3 separate regions of the Homo sapiens genome follow, and regions 2 and 3 are each linked to region 1. A link is an interaction called in ENCODE POLR2A ChIA-PET data of the cell type or tissue named here. Cell type or tissue: GM12878. All regions are shown on one strand. Each heading gives the region's core, and the rest is flanking DNA. Links, peaks and the distances in the headings are about the cores only. Region 1 overlaps PPP2R5E (protein phosphatase 2 regulatory subunit B'epsilon). Region 2 overlaps WDR89 (WD repeat domain 89). Region 3 overlaps SGPP1 (sphingosine-1-phosphate phosphatase 1).

Region 1 (5,670 bases), core at 371-5,370:
TTTAGATTTCCAGGTGACTTGGATTTTGGAGGTGGGTAGCTTTGAGTTGTTAAAATCTAGTGTTACTGTATTGTGGTCAGAATTCATTGCCTTTATGATATGTTTTTGTTTTTTATGAGATTCTCTTTATGGCTTCTTAAGTGATCCTTTTAATAAATGTTTATTTAAAAAGAATATTTGGATCTACTTCAGGGACTGCTTACATAGACACTAAACTTTTCTTATATAGTGGAAACCTTCTGGACTACTCAGAGATTGTTCCTTCTCTGATCTCTGGCCTGTCCTGCCTTCTCACATTCTACCTTTTCACATCCACCTGGGACTAGGTAGATGAGAGAGGAGATTGGGAGCAGTATTAGCTATATGGGACAGTCTGAGGCCCAGACATTATATGAAGAACCTCTTGTTTGGACTGGTCATCCTTCAACATGTATAAAACTTTCCTAAATTGTTACCATAAAGGGATTGTCTCTTTAAGAACCCCCTTTTGGTTCATCTTGACTGTGCAAGTTTTTTAATTTAATGAAGGTAGGTCATTTTAGAAAGAATTTAGTTTATGATAAAGGACAAATCGCAGCTTTTGCTGTGTTAATTCTTGGTGCATGGGCTAGAGGGGAGATAGAGAAGGGGTTTAGCATGATGCTTTATGAATGGAGAGTCATTTGTTCATTTTGTCTGCTTTCTTCCTCCTCTTCTGTGTTTGCACACACCCTGTGTTCTGGAATAGGGTATCACTCTGGTCTTTCACTGTGTTTCGTGTTGCATTGCACAGTGGTGAAGGGTCCAGGCTTTGGAGCCAATCCACTTGGGTTTGAATCCTGTCTCCACTGCTTATTAACTGTGTGACTATGGGCAAGTCACTGACTCTGTGTTTTGGTTTACTCATTTGTTAAGTTAGAAATAGTACCTACTGCAGAAGGCCATTGAAGGGATTAAAGGAGATATAATATGTATAAGTGCTTAGATAAAGTGCCCAATAAATGTACCCAATATATTCAATAAATGTAAGTTATTATCCTTATTCCACTGGACAGGTGGATAGCCTGTTTCACATTTGTCTATGACATTATATCACTTTGCACAAATAAAGGATAAATTTCAACTGCCTAACATTAAAAAATAGGACTAAGTGTTAACTGCCTAAATTTTTTGAACTGCTAAGTATATGAATCTCTTGAGTACTATTGCAGTGACCACAAATGTTAATTGTTGTTGTCACTGCTTAAATGATGATGTACTTTAGGAGGAAAGACTACAATTCATCGATGCTTTTATAAGTTATATATGCTATGTTAAGGAGTTCAACATGTAGATAGTCTGATTTTTAGACTTTATTAAAATCACTATATCAAATATTGAATTAATTAAAATTTCCCTAAAGATTTTGACCTGTAACGAATGTTATATTAATAAGCTTTTTCTTGGCCAGGGCGGTGGCTCATGCCTGTAATCCCAACACTTTGGGAGGCCGAGGTGGGCAGATCACCTGAGGTCAGGAGTTTGAGACCAGCCTGGCCAACATGGCAAAACCCTGTCTTTACTAAAAATACAAAAATTAGCTGGGTGTGGTGGTGGATGCCTGTAAGCCCAGCTACTCAGAAGGCTGAGGCAGGAGAATTGCTTGAACAAGACTTCATCTCAAACTAAAAAAAAAAAAGCTTTTTCTTGCCCCCTTTGCAGCATCAGTATTCCCATTCGGCTGCTAGGTCTGGGGTCTGATTTCGATCTCGAAAGATTTTAGTAATTAACTGTGATGGTCCTGTGCATGAATTAGTCATTGGTTAAGGATATAGTCATGCTCATAAGCAGCCTTATTTCATTTTTATTTATTTATTTTAAACGCCCAAAGCAGGTAGCACTTAGAGAGTTTGGTCTGACTGAATTTAGTTCTTGTAGTCTAAGGCTAAATATTGTAAAACCGATTAAATCCAGGGGGGCATAGGATAAGACCTATATCATGACTGCAAGACACATTGTGCTTTTGGGGACCTAGGAGTGATGGGGGAAGGGAAACTCACTGGTTAATAATTTCTAAATTCAATACTTGTTTTTGCTGAGAGTAGGAGTGATGCTATACATTCAAAGATATGGACTGCTTCTTGTTCTCTAATGTCTGGTAGAGAAAGCCTATGTATTTAGGTGTCCTATCCACTCTCATCTAGGTTTACTTAACTGGCAGTGTTTTGCCAGAATTGCCTGTGAGGTCCGAGGTAGCTATGCTGGCATTTGGGTTGTGGGGTGTAAGGTGGGGTAGAAGGTTGTAGAGAGGAGCCTGGTGGGTCCTGTGAAAATGAGGCTGGCCTTCACTTCCTGCTGCTGGTGGCTGTAAGGGGGGTGCTGTATGCTGTTGCCCTCCTCTCCAGGGAGCAGGCAGCCCAAGCCAGGAGGCCATTGTAAAGCATTTACCAGAAGGCTGGCAACTGAGGATGACTGCAAGTGACTACACACTGTTAAGGTCCTTCTTGCTTAGTACAAAAGGAACATGGGAGTGTGGTTAGAGACCTGGGCACTTTGCCCAGCTCTGTAACCCATTCCCTGTGGGACCTCAATGATTGTCTCTATTTTGTGTGTGTGTGAAAAATGGAGAAGAATAATGCCACCTGCTTCTTTCTAAGGATGTTCTGAGGATTAATGAGCTAATCACCTTGGATGAAGGCAGTAGAGCCTACCCTGGTTATAATTTTCATTGCTTCTCCAGGGAAGCTCCAGTTTGGGGGAATGAAATATTGGAAAGAAGATAGGAGGGGATAGGCTGTCTACAGCTTAGTCGGTATATTTGAAGTCCAACTGTAGATCAGGCTCCTTTCTAGCTGAGGAATTTCAACTAACCTAAAATTTCTACATATTTTTTAGAAACAACGCCAAGCCAAATGTCTGACCTGCTGTTTGCGGGAAAAGAGCAGATGTCCATTCTGGGAACATATTAATATAAGATGTTAGTGGTTTTCTCTCACAGTACAAGAAGATGGGTAAAAAGAGAATGTAGATTTATATGGCATTTACTCTTATTTTCTTATTGCTGGTGTGCTCTTTTTGAGAGAGTTGGTATTGTTTCATTTAGTAGATTTTTCAGGTTTCTTTCAGAAAGAAACTTCATACAGATCAAGCCAAAACAAAACAAAAAAATATAAACACACAACAATAGCTTTAAATACCAAGGATGTCAGCATGAAATTAAAATAAATCAACTGACATTTCTGCTTTGAAATTTTTTAGTAAAACTAATTTAAACCACAGCGAAAGCTTTCTTATAAGGGAAAGTTTGACCTTTTTCAGTGTTTTTAATTTAAAGGTATTGACATTGGGGTGTTTTTGGTTAAAATTTGCTTCAACCTTCTAAAGTCTTTTGGGATTTTGGTCAATCCTTGGTTGTGGAATAGCAAATACAGTCAATTTTGTTGGTACAATGTAGTTTTCAAAGACAAGGTCTCTGAAGTAGTAGATACGGTATCCCCTCCCACCCATGTGTAACTGTGAAAAAGAACACTGTTGTCATGTGAATTCTTATTTTTTTTTAGCTTGCCTTTGAAGTAACTTTCACAGAGAATTCCTGTTACCTGGAAATTGATGACAGACTTACACCATTTCCTTTTTTTTTCTTAGACGTTCCATCCTCAGAGCAGCCTGAACTGTTCCTAAAGAAACTTCAGCAGTGCTGTGTCATTTTTGACTTCATGGACACGCTATCTGATCTTAAAATGAAAGAATACAAGCGCTCCACTCTTAATGAACTGGTGGACTACATTACAATAAGCAGAGGCTGTTTGACAGAGCAGACTTACCCTGAAGTAGTTAGAATGGTGAGTTTCTTTTTTTCTCCGCGGACACTTTTAAGCATCTTCCATAGTGACTCACAGGTGTATATATTGCAAGAGTGAGGTCATTGGAGGTCAACTCCACAAATGAGAGCCAACCTTTGGAGAGCTAAGCAAATGTAGTCGGCACAGTGCTAGAATTTGAAGAGCATGATTTCATGAGAACGAAATCCAGAACTTTAACTACGACAGTGCTGAAGCAATAAATGACTTCAAAATATGAAGCCAAGATTGCCAGGGTATTACTGGATTTCTAGCTTTGGCAAAAGAAAAGACACAGGAAAATAACAAAAGTCTTAGATCCGTGTTTGAAAAATATTCAAGCCTGTTGGATGTCTTTTTTTTTTTTAATCTTATTCATTGTGGTATATTAGAAATGGCTTAATGCTTAATAAAATTGTGATTTGTAGAATGTAGTTAAGGCCTCTCTTGGGCTTTATAACTAACGCTTCTCTTTATAATCTCCTTGAAGTCAGGGTTGATACCTTTTATGATTTTTGAATAGTGTCTTAGATTTTGTGTGGTCATTAGGAGTTATGAGGAAAAACATTATTAACATAATGTGAGTAATTACATTCTTACTGTGTGAACAATTATTTTAGTTTTTCAAAAGCTGAGCCAAAATGTGGTTTTCTGATAGATTTCTGTGGGAGAGTTGCCTTTCTTGGCATCCCAGAAGATCTTGGAGCTGGAGAGTGCACGCTATTTGGGGATGGGCTTTGCAGGGTGGGGAAGCTGGTCTACTGACTGGTGAAATAGCCTCAGAGATCCTTAAGGTCAGTGCATCGTTGAGGAGTCCATTGCAGGATCTGGCACACTCTCTGTGTACTGCGGAACATCTGCCTGGCTTTTGTATTTAGTTCTTTATCATTTGTATTCAACCAATGCAGAAAAGAGACTTTTGTGATGGAGTAGATATGTTTAAAAATGATAGTTCAGATTTGCAAAGGCACTTGAATGATCTCAGCGTGAGACTGTGACTGAAATAATGAAGGTCATCTGAAAACGATGCCCAATATATTCCTCAGTTCTATATCTGAATGTATATTGGATTTGTTGTTAATTTACAGGAATGTAGCACTAGAATGTTTTGTAGGTTAAAGATGACCGTGTGGCTCTTGAGCAGTGCTTCTCAACCAGGTGTGATTTTACCTTACAGGGGACATTTGTCAGTGTCTAGAGACATTTTTGGTAGTCACAACTAGATGTGAGAGGAGAGTACTACCAGCATCTAGTGGGAGAGGCCAGAGATACTGCTAAACATTTTACAATGTACCGGGTGGCCCCCACAATAAAGAATTATCTGGCCCCAGATATCACAAGTGCCACTGTTGAGAAACCTTGCTCTTGAGTTTGCATGCTATCTAAACCTCTTAATGTGATGCAGAGGATCTTCTCTAGTCTACCTGCCTTCTGCAGAGCACAGTCCCTGGTTTTAGCCTACCTGTATCATCAGCCAACAGAGGTATCGGTTATGACTTTCTTCTGTATCTTCCCATGGATAGTTCATGAATATATAAGTATATGCAAACATATGTATAAATATTTTTTTTTGTAAGCACACAAATGGTGGCACACTATGTATTTTCTGTACCTTGCTTTTTTCACTTAGCAATATATATTTCAGTACATATAAAGTTGCCATATTCTTTTTATAGCTGCATAATATTTATTGTGTGAATGTACCATATTTAAGCAGTACTCTATGAATATCCTTATACACACATCAGTTTGCCTTTGTATGAGGACATCTGTATACTTATTTATTTTTAAAAATTTAATTTTTTAAGAGCAGTTTTAGGTTCACAGCACAATTGAGAGGAAAGTACAGAGATTTCTCATATGCCCCTGTCCC
Region 2 (5,670 bases), core at 271-5,270, 150 kb before region 1:
AAATTAGCTGGATGTGGTGGCCTGAGCCTGGGAGGTTGAGGCTGCAGTGAGCCATGATGGCGCTACTTTGCTGAGTGATGGAACAAGACCCTGCCTCCAAAAAAAAAAAGAAGAAAAAAGACACACACATTAGCCTAGGCCCACACACGGTCAGGATCATCAATTTTGTGGTCTTCTACTCCATGTCTTATCCCACTGGAAGGTTTTTAGGAGCAATAACACATGGAGTTGTCATCTTCTATGAGAACAGTGCATTCTGGAATACGCTTTGAAGGACTTGCCTGAGGCTGTTCACAGTTAACTTCCTTTCAATAAGTAGAGAAAGTCCACTCTAAAATAACGATTAAAAGTATAGTCTTGCCGGGCATGGTGGCTCATGCCTGTAATCCCAGCACTTTGGGAGACCGAGGTGTGTGGATCACCTGAGGTCAGGAGTTCGAGATCAGCCTGGCCAACGTGGTGAAACCCTGTCTCTACTAAAAACACAAAAATTAGCTGGGCATTGTGGCATATGCCTGTAATCCCAGCTGCTTCGGGGGCTGAGGCAGGAGAATTTCTTGAACCCGGGAGGCAGAGGTCGCAGTGAGCTGAGATGGTGCCACTGCATTACAGCCTGGGTGACAAAGCGAAACTCCGTCTCAAAAAAAAAAAAAGTATAGTATTGGACTTTTAAACGAGTAACATAAACCCGTAACATAGTCCTTTATTGTCTTTATGAAGTATTATGTACTGTACATAATTGTATGCACTATACTTTTATATGACTGGCAGTGCAATAGGTTTGTTTATACACGCATCACCACAGACACATGAGTAATGCATTGTGCCATGAATTTGCAGGGACCACAATTAGATGATGGAACTTTCCCAGCTCGTGTGTGTGTGTGTGTGTGTGTGTGTGTGTGTATGTGTATGTATATATGTGTGTGTGTGTGTATATATATATATATAGAGAGAGAGAGAGACAGACAGCACGTGTCTTGCTCTGTCGCCGAGGCTGAAGTGCAGTGGTGCAATCACAGCTCCCTGCAGCCTCAGCCTCCCGGGCTCAAGCATTCCCCTGCCTCAGCCTCCCCAGTAGATGGGACTATAGGCGTGCACCACCATGCCTGGCTAATTTTTGTATTTTTTGTGTAGAGAAGGGGTTTCTTTATGTTGCTCAGGCTGGTTTCAAACTCCTAGGCTAAAGTGATCTGCCTGGCTGCCCGGCTTGGCCTCCCAAAGTGCTGGGATCACACACATGGGTTACCACACCTGGCCTCCATTATAATCTTAACTATCATAAATGTGGTCTGTCATTGACCGCAGCGTCCTTACGTGGTGATTTTAATGTGTGAAAGTTGAATCAGTTAGGCATTAATGTATTCAGCAACCACTTATTAACAAATAAGCAAGAAAGAGTTAGGTAATAAGTTCACCACTAAAACAGGACTTTTTAAAAATTATATTGAGTGAAAAGAGCAAATTGCAAGAAAGATACATATAAATATGGTGCCATTATTCTAAATTCTTAATTATTGGAGTGAAGTTTTACTTGTGTCTGTAATGTTCCATTTTGTTAAACTGAGGCAGATACAGTAAAAAATGTTAATATTTGTTAAGTATAGGTGGTACATGTTTGGGTGTCTTATATTTTTTTCTACACCTTTGTACATTTGAAATACTTCATAATTAAACATTTTAAATTTTGTGTCAGTTTTTTTTTGAGACAGGGTCTTGCCCTGTTGTCCTGGCTGGAGTGCAGTGGCATGATCTTGGCTCATTGCAACCTCCACCTCCCGAGCTCAAGCAGTCCTCCCAAGTAGCTGGGACTACAGGCGTGCACTACCACACCTGCCTCATTTTTGCATTTTTTTGTAGAGGTGGGGTTTAGCCTTGTTGCCCAGGCTGGTCTCGAACCCCTGGGCTCAAGCAATCTGCCTGCCCTGGCTTCTCAACATGCTGGGATTACAAGAATGAGCCACTGCACCTGGCCATCATTTTTAATTTTTAAATTAGTGAAACAGGGTAAGGATGTGATAGGAAATGACAGGGGCTTTTTCACGTTGATTGGCAGTGGAGAGACTCTCTCTGGGCAGGTGACATATGCTGAGACCTGAATAACAGGAAGGAGTCACTCATGCAGACATGCAGGGAAAGAATACTCCAGGCAAACAGCTGTTGCTGCAGTCCTGAGGCAGGAGCAAGCCTGACGTGTTCAAGGTAAGGCTATTTTGTCTGGCGGGAAAACCACAGAACAGTTGTACTGTGCTAGCTACCTCAGCAGCTGTGGAGGTGACTACCCCAGCGTTACTGGAAAATGGTCATTTCATGTCTGAATACTTAAGTTGAAGGAAGAACACCATTTTTAGAGCTACCTAATGCTTCCACGGAGTTTCTCATGTGGGGCTTACAGACTGATGGGGTCCTATCAGAAGGCTTCAGAAGCTGGCTTAAAGGGTCTTAATGGCCAAGTCCAGACACTTTGAGCATCAAAAAGCAACAAAGCGATAGATTATGATACACAGTTTTTAAGAATTGTGATTTCCTAGTCAAAGAAGCAGAGAAAGGAAAAAAGCTCTTGTTTATAGAAGAATGCCTGCTAAGGTAGAAAGAATGATAGAAAAGGACTGTTTTACAGATTCTAGCATAATCATTGATTTAGGCAAGGACAATTAATAGATCCTGAACTCTTTGGATGAAAGTTGTTGAAGAATAGGATATTCAAAAAATTCCATGACATGAAAAACAGAAGGTTGGAGAGATGCTGTTATAGTGAAGTATTTAGGAATGGAGTGATACTTTGTCTGCAGCTAACTCTCATCAAAAGGTTCATTTTTAAAAAGCAGTGGGGTGTGTGTGTGTGTGTGTGTGTAGAGAGAGAAAGCAAATGTGGCAAGAAGTTAACAGTGAACCTAGAAGGTGAACTGTGTGTGTGCATTAGAACTTTTTGTGTGTGCGCACTTATAAATGTTGAAAATTAATGAGCTGTGATGCCATCTCCAAAGGAAAAATAAGTAAAAATAAATGTTGAAAATTAAAAGTTGGAGGGAATGCTTATTTCTATTTTAAACCCAAATCCAGGCTGGGCGTGGTGGCTCACGCCTGTAATCCCAGCACTTTGGGAGGCCGAGGCAGGCGGATCACGAGGTCAGGAGGTCGAGACCATCCTGGCTAACACGGTGAAACCCCATCTCCACTAAAAATACAAAAAAATAAAATAAATTTTAAAAAACCCAAATCCAACTTACTAATATTTTTTGCTGTTTGATGTAATTGTGCTATTTGGAGCTCTCTGATAGATCCAAATTCTCCCTTATATGGTGATACTGGTAATTTTTATATTACATCTTTTTTTTTTTTTTTGAGATGGAGTTTCACTCTTGTTGCCCAGGATGGAGTGCAACGGCGCGATCTCGGCTCACCGCAACCTCCTCCTCCTGGGTTCAAGCGATTCTCCTGCCTCAGCCTCCCGAGTAGCTGGGATTACAGGCATGTGCCACCACGCCTGGCTAATTTTGTATTTTTAATAGAGACGGGGTTTTTCCATGTCGGTCAGACTGGTCTCAATCTCCCGACCTCAGGTGATCTGCCCGCCTTGGCCTCCCAAAGTGCTGGGATTACAGGCGTGAGCTACCATGTCCAGCCATCTTTTTTTTTTTTTTTTTTTTTTTTTGAGTAGGAATCTCACTCTGTTGTTCAGGCTGGAGTGCAGTGGCAAGACCTTGGCTCATTGCAACCTCTACCTCAAGCAGTTCTCCTGCCTCAGCCTCCCGAGTAGCTGGATTACAGGTGTGCACCACAACACCAAACTAATTTTTGTATTTTTAGTAGAGACGGGGTTTTACCATGTTGACCAGACTGGTCTCGAACTCCTGACCTCAGTGATCGCTGCCTCGGCCTCCAGAAGTGTTGGGATTACAGGCATGAGCCACCATGCCTGACCTATTACATCTATTGTGTAGGTACTATGATATGCCATACATTGTGCAGAACACATGGCATGCATTAGTTAATCCTCCTAACAGTTCTTGAGTTAGTACTCATTTCCCCTTTTAAAGATGAAAAGACAGATGCTTAAGAAGATATCACTAAAGCAACAGAAAAAACATTTCATCTTAAGAATGAAAATGAATTTGTTAGACAGGCTAGAAAGAATATTCACTGATGAGAAAGCACAATAGAAGAATTTATTTTATTTTTTTCATTAGTTATTTAGTTTATTATAAAAGAGAAATATGGAAATTATTTACATGATGAAAGATTTCAGAACTTCGGTGGAATGGGCAGCTTCATGTTGATGCCATTTCAATAGTGACTTATTTCAGTTTACGTACTTTCCAAGAACGTCACCATCTCTAAATAGGAAATAATCCTTGTCATCTAGAACTACTTTGGTGCCTCCATGTTATGGGAGAAGAACTTTATCTCCAACTTTCACACGAACTGGTTGAATCTCTCCACCCTTTCCTTTAGAACCCGATCCAACAGCGACTACTGTTGCTTGCAATACTTTTCCTTGAGATTTTTCTGGAAGCATAATGCCTCCTTTGGTTACAGTTTCAACAGCACTCCTTTCAACCAATACTCGGTCAAAGAGTGGAAGAAACTTAAACGCTTGTCCTGCCATGACTCCCTCCACCTCAGACTCGTACTCTGCTCTAGTGTCAAGAATTTATTATAGTGTTACTAGGCATGCATGTTTTTCTGGCCTTGAACTTGTCCTACATACAGCCCACCCTGGAGAGGCAATCTAGTATGGTGGTTTAGAGCACAGTCCGTGAAGCCTGAAGCCAGAATGCCTAGGTTCAAATCCCAGTTCTACTATCACAAGCTGCTACTGCCTTAGAAGGACTTCTCCAGGATTCTATACTGGGAACCTCTGTTGTATTCGTTTCCTATTGCTGCTATAACAAATTACTGCAAACTTAGTTGTTTGAAATAACATTAAGTTTATTATCTTAACGGTTCTGGAGGTCTGAAGTCCAAAATGGATGTCACTGGGCTAAAATTAAGATGTCAACAGGGCTGCATTTCCATTTGGAGGCTTAGAGGACAATCTTTTCTTGCTTTTTAGTTTCTAGAGGCCACTCTCAGCCTCTGTCTTCAAAACCAGCAACATTGTATCTCTCTGTGTCTTTGCCTTTCTTCTATGGGAACCTCTTCCTCTGACTCTTCTGCCTCCCTCTTCCACTTTTGAAGACAGTTGTTACCATATTGGGCCACGGTGATAACAGATAATCTAGGATAATCTCCCTATTTTAAGGTTAGCCTTATATTAGGCTGATAAGCAACCTTAATTCCATGTACAACTTCAGTTTTCCTTTGTAACCTAACATATTCACAGATTCCAGGGATTAAGGCATGAATATTTTTGGGAAACCTTTTTTTTTTTTTTTTTTTTTTTTTTTTTTTTTTTTTGCCTACATATCTATGTTTAAATTCTAAAGTTGTGTAAGGCAGCTGGGGCCAGGAGAAGATTATTCCAAAGTGGAGATCCTTGCCAATCCTGAAGATGACTTGAGTAGAACCAGTAATTGGGTTTGAGCTAAAAGGAACTACTGGGTGGCGTATGTACATGTTTTTTATTCTCTTACTAGCATAAAATATATATAGTAAATTCAGCATTTTTTTTTTCTTTTTTGAGGCAGGATCTCACTTTATTCCCCAGGCTGTATGACAGTGACATGA
Region 3 (5,670 bases), core at 164-5,163, 260 kb before region 1:
AGCTTGGATGACAGGAGCTAAACTCCATGTCAAAAAAAAAAAAAAAAAAAAAAAAAAAAAATATATATATATATATATATATATATATATATATATATGTATATACATATATATGAATTTTTACTATCCTAATTTTACAGATGACAAAGTAATTTTAACATTGTATTTAATTTGAATTAGTCTTATCAGTAAAGTTGAAGAACTTTCCATAGGTTTATTGACCACTTATGTTTCCTTTTCTGTGAGCTGTCTATTCAAAGCATTTCTTTTATTTTTTTTCACTTAGATTATTGGTATTTTACTTACTGATCTTTACAGATTTTTAATTTTTTTATTGCTATGGGTACCTAGTAGGCATATATTTATAGGGCACATGTTGATTTTTAAAAACTGTATCTTTTTTTAGTGGTTGCTTCACCTTAAAATAATATTACATTAGTTCAAGTATAGCATCAGAACCTTGCAACAGTATATTTCCACTTATCCCTGCCCTCTCTTTGTCATGCATTTATATCCATATATGTCCTAAGGCTCACAATTCATCGTTATTATTTTTGTATAATGTTCCAATGTATGATATAGAATGTCCCAATATGGTTTTGGAACTGGTATAATTTTTCTCCTACCTAAAGAGCCTCTTTTCACATTTTTTCTACTATAGATCTGCTGGTGATAACATTTCCTTAGCTCTTTTATTTGAAAAATATATTGAATTAATTTTGGAAAAATATTTTCATGAGGTACAGAATCCAAAAATAAAGATACAGAATTCAGAATTCTAGGTTGATAGTTTTGTTTTTTCTCTTGGCACTTCTTTTTTTTTTTTTTGAGATGGAGTCTTGCGCTGTTCCCCAGGATGGCATACAGTGGCCCAATCTTGGCTCACTGCAACCTCCACCTCCTGGGTTCAAGCAGTTCTCCTGCCTCAGCCTCCCAAGTAGCTGGGACTGCAGGCGAGCACCAACATGCCTGGCTAATTTTTTTGTAATTTTAGTAGAGATAGGGTTTCACTGTGTTGGCCAGGCAGGTCTCAAACTCCTAACCTCAAGTAATCTGCCTGCCTCAGCCTCCTAAAGTGTTGGGATTACAGTTGTAAACCACTGTGCCCGGCTACTTTTGGCACTTTTAGTACTATGTTGTACCATTGCCTTCTGGCTTGCATAGTTTTTGACAAAATATCTGCTGAAATTCTTATTTGTGATCCCCAGTACTTAATATGTATTTTTTATTCTGGCTGGTTTTAAAATTTTCTCTTTTTCTCTAGTGTTGAGCAATTTAAAAATGATGTGCCTTAACATGCTTTTTCTTTGTATTTCTTCTGCTTTGAGGTCATTGAGCTTGAATCCATGGGTTTGTAGTTTTCGTTATATTTGGAAGATCTTCAGCATTATTTTTAGAATTTTTTTCCTCTCCCTTCCCCACTTCCATTCGGTTCTTTGGAAATTCCAATTTCAGTACGGGTGTGGTGGCTCATGCCTGTAATCCCAGCACTTTGGGAGGCCGAGGCTGGCGGATCACGAGGTCAGGAGATTGAGACCATTCTGGCTAACATGGTGAAACCCCAGCTCTACTAAAAATGCAAAAAAATTAGCCGGGCATGATGGTGGGTGCCTGTAGTCCCAGCTACTCGGGAGGTTGAGGCAGGAGAATGGCGTGAACCTGGGTGGTGGAGCTTGCAGTGAGCCGATAACGGATATCATGCCACAGCACTCCAGCGTGAGCGACAGAGTGAGACTCCGTCTCAAAAAAAAAAAAAAAGAGAAATTCCAATTTCATGTGTTTTAAACTGTTCATTCACAGGTCCCTGAAGCTCTATTCTTTTTTTTTTTTTTAAGCATTTTTGCTTTCCCTGCTTCCTTTTTTACAGTTTCTGTTGCTATGGCTTTAAGTTCACTTACCTGTTCTTTTGCAATCTCTAATTTTCTGGTAATTTTATCAAGTAGGATAGGGTATAATTTCAGATTCTGTGTAGTTTATATCTAGAAATTGCATTTGGGTCTTTTAAAAAATCTTCAATTTCTCAGCTCATTATATTTCTGTATTCTTGAGTAAGTTCAGAAGATTTTTAAAAATTACAGTTGGGTCCTGGGCACGGTGGTTCATGCCTGTAATCCCAGCACTTTGGGAGGCCAAGGCAGGTGGATCAGCTGAGGTCAGGAGTTTGAGACCAGCCTGGCCAACATGCAGAAACCTCCTCTCTACTAAAAATACAAAAATTAGCTGGCATGTTGGTGGGCGCCTGTAATCCCAGCTACTTGGGAGGCTGAGGCAGGAGAATTGCTTGAACCCAGGAGGCAGAGGTTGCTGTAAGCTGAGATTGTGCCACTGCACTCCAGCCTGGGTGACAGCGTGAGACTCTATCTCAAAAAAAAAAAAAGTATTATTGGGTACAGAGACTCACTGTCACCCAGGCTGGGGTGCAATTGTGAGATCTTAAACCCAAGAGCCTCGAACTCTTGGGTTTAAGGGAACCTCCTGCCTCAGCATCCAGAGTAGCTAGGACTGCAGGTGTGTGCCACCATGCCTGGCTAATTTTTTAAATTTTTTAATTTTATATTTTTAATTTTTTTGTTTGTTTTTTTGAGACTGAGTCTTGCTCTGTTGCCCAGGCTAGAGTGCAGAGGTGTGATATTGGCTCACTGCAACCTCCACCCCCCGGATTCAAGCGATTCTCCTGCCTCAGCCTCCCAAGTACCTGGGATTACAGGCGCTCGCCACCACACCCAGGTAATTTTTGTATTTTTAGTAGAGATGGGGTTTCACCATGTTGGCCAGGCTGGTCTTGAACTCCTGGGCTCATACTATCCTCTCACCCCCGTTTCCCAAAGTGCTGGGATTACAGTACCTTGCCCAGCCAATTTATAAGATGTTTTATAGCAATCTTAAGGTATTTATCTTCTAATTCCATCATCTTTGTCATCTTTGTGTGTTTCTATTATTTCTCCTGATTATAGATCATATTTTCCTAATTCCTTGCTTGGTAATTTTTACAGTTTTGGATTTTGTTGTATTTCTTTACATAGTCTTGGAGTTTGTTCTGGTGTGCAGTTAAATTACTTGTCAGTTTAAATCCTTCTAGGTTTGATAGGATGGTCCAGAATAATCGTAGGTTAAGGCTAATTTAGCTTCACTACTTACATGATAACCTTCTAACCATTCTACCCAATTCCCTCTTCACTGCTTGATGGGAAAGCAATTGCAAGCTTATATGAGCTTTGGGAATTGTTTGGCCTGCTCCTCTCCACAGTGGTTTTTTCTACAGTCTGGTGGATTTCTCCCCATGCATGCACAGATTAGTACTCAGCCAGCAACTTCATGAGTTCCCTCTACATATCTCCAGGGCTCAGTCTCTGAGATTTGTCTCTCCAATACTCTGTCCTGCAAATTACAGCCTCTTTGGCTTCTGAGGATACTAGTCTTTCTCCCCTTAACTCAGGGAAACTGCTGGACTCAGTTTTGATTCTTCCTCCTGTGCTACAGCCTGGAAACTGCCTCTAGCAGCAGGATAATGCAATCACAGGGCTCATTTGTTTCCCTTTTCTCATGGATCTGAGTTTCACAAGAGTGAAACTCCGGCTCAAAAAAAAGGGGGTTTTATTCGAACAACATACAAACACACAACAGAATGCTTCATAAGTCACTTTAAACAATAAAATAGACAATAATAACATACATATTTTTATAAGCATACTCAGGTATACTAATGACAGTTGCACAGGTACAACAGTTATGAGCAGATGAACTGTATTCATAAGGTCATTGGCTGGGTGCGGTGGATTATGCCTGTAATCCCAGCACTTTGGGAAGCTGAGGTGGGTGGATCACCTGAGGTCAGGAGTTCGAGACCAGCCTGGCCAACGTGGTGAAACCCTGTCTCTACTAAAAATACAAACAATTAGCTGGGCGTGGTGGCAGGCGCCTGTAATCCCAACTACTTGGTAGGCTGAGGCGGAGAATCACTTGAACTCGGGAGGCAGCGGTTGCAGTGAGCCAAAATCACAGCATGAGCAACAAGAGCAACACTCCATCTCAAAAAAAAAAAAAAAAAAGGTCGGCTGGGAGCAGTGGCTCATGCCTGTAATCCCAGCACTTTAGGAGGCTGAGGCAGGAGGATCTCTTCAGCTCAGGATACCAGCCTGGGCACCATGGTGAAATTCCATCACTATAAAAAATATAGAAAGTTAGCCAGGCGTGGTGGTGTGTGCCTGTGGTCCCAGCTACTCTGGAGGCTAAGGTGGGGAAAAATCACCTGAGGCTGCAGTGAGCTGTAACCACATCACTATACTCCAGCTTGGGCAACTCAGTGAGACCCTGTCTCAAAAAAAAAAAAATAAATAAAAATAGAAGGAGGTCAAGGCTGGGCATGGTGGCACATGCCTGTAATCCCAGCACTTTGGAAAGCCAAAGCAGGAGGATCACTTGAGGCCAGGAGTTCGAGACCAGCCTGGGCAACAAATCAAGACCCTTTCTCTACACAAAATTTAAACATTAGCCAGGTGTGGTGGTATGTACTTGTAGTCCCAGATACTTGGGAAGCTGAGGTGGGAGGATCACTTGAGCCCAGGAGTTGGAGGCTGCAGCGAACTATAATCATGCCACTGTGTCTTAGCCTGGGAGATAGAACGAGACTCCATTAGTAAAAAATGAAAATTAAAAAAAATAAAGAGTTAAAAAAGTGAAGTACAAACATTTATCACTATGGCTGGTAATTGTGTGCACTCCACTTTATTAACTGTGGTCATCTGAAATACCATGATAGACAATCTGAGCCTTTTGATGAGATCCATCAAAAACCACATGGGCCAGCTACCACATGTGCAGTCACCCAAAGAGTCAAGATCTCAAGAAATTTTATCTTTCACAAATGCAGATGTACATCACTTCGTTTATTAAGTTTCTACATTTTTACCTTGTGAACCAGGGAAGTTGATGGTGTAACTCCCAGTCCAAGGCTGAAAGCCTCAGGATCTGGGTGGTTGCTGGTGTAAGTATGTGCTGGAATCCCAAGGCTGGTGAGCCTGGAGTTCTAACATCCAAGGCAGCAGAAGAAAAGTCTGTCCCATCTCCCAAAGAATCCAGTTAACCTTCTGGATATGTTCTGTCTGGGCCTCCTGCAGATTAGATGGTGCATGCCAACATTGAGGGCAGATCTTTCCCATCTAGTCCACTCTGACTCATACACTAATCTCCTCTGGAAACATGCTCACAGACACACCCAAAATGATGCTTTACCAGATTTCTAGGTATTTCTTAATCCAGTCAAGCTGACACCTAAAATTAAGTCCACAAATTCAAACCTTGTCAACTTCACACCCATATGTATGAACTGTATATAATTTCCATGTAAAGACAATAGCAAGAAAATACTTCACCTAACATGATATGGCTATCCCACATACAACCAAAAATGTGCTAAATTTCTTCCCTAGATTTTGGCTTTCAAATTCCAGGATTTTAATATTTTGGGTTTTTAATTTTCAGGATTTTAGATATTAGAGATTTTAGACTTTAGAGATTTTGATCTTTTGGGATTTCAACATTCAGGATTGTATCTTTTGGGATTATGACTGACACCAGTTCTGACATAGACCGTTTAGGCCACAGAGCCTAAATAGTTGCTATCAGGCTCTTTACAAAAAGCTTTGCCAGTCCCTGACTTAGTGTCAATGG

What was found. ChIA-PET counts read pairs that join two places held together with the same protein. Peaks named below come from ENCODE experiments on the same cell type or tissue, not always from the same donor. Only the 100,000 strongest peaks of a DNase experiment are listed, where the experiment ranks them.
Region 2: POLR2A ChIA-PET joins it to region 1 with 5 read pairs; 2 of 35 experiments call an interaction of 5 or more read pairs at or near these places.
Region 3: POLR2A ChIA-PET joins it to region 1 with 7 read pairs; 3 of 35 experiments call an interaction of 5 or more read pairs at or near these places.

Annotation. Positions count from the first base shown.
Region 1 is chr14:63,451,819-63,457,488 of GRCh38, reverse strand. It overlaps PPP2R5E (protein phosphatase 2 regulatory subunit B'epsilon), which reads left to right. Exons shown (of 14, transcript NM_006246.5): 3 at 3,604-3,800. Among named protein-coding and RNA genes, the nearest start is that of PPP2R5E, 89 kb to the left of the region's middle. In GM12878, for the core only: no CTCF peak of the experiment used is centred there; a DNase peak (open chromatin) is centred at 2,481.
Region 2 is chr14:63,600,448-63,606,117 of GRCh38, reverse strand. The region is part of intron 2 of WDR89 (WD repeat domain 89); the gene reads left to right. It also overlaps the pseudogene HSPE1P2. Among named protein-coding and RNA genes, the nearest start is that of WDR89, 39 kb to the left of the region's middle. In GM12878, for the core only: no CTCF peak of the experiment used is centred there; no DNase peak of the experiment used is centred there.
Region 3 is chr14:63,713,406-63,719,075 of GRCh38, reverse strand. All of the region lies in intron 1 of SGPP1 (sphingosine-1-phosphate phosphatase 1), which reads left to right. Among named protein-coding and RNA genes, the nearest start is that of SGPP1, 12 kb to the left of the region's middle. In GM12878, for the core only: no CTCF peak of the experiment used is centred there; no DNase peak of the experiment used is centred there.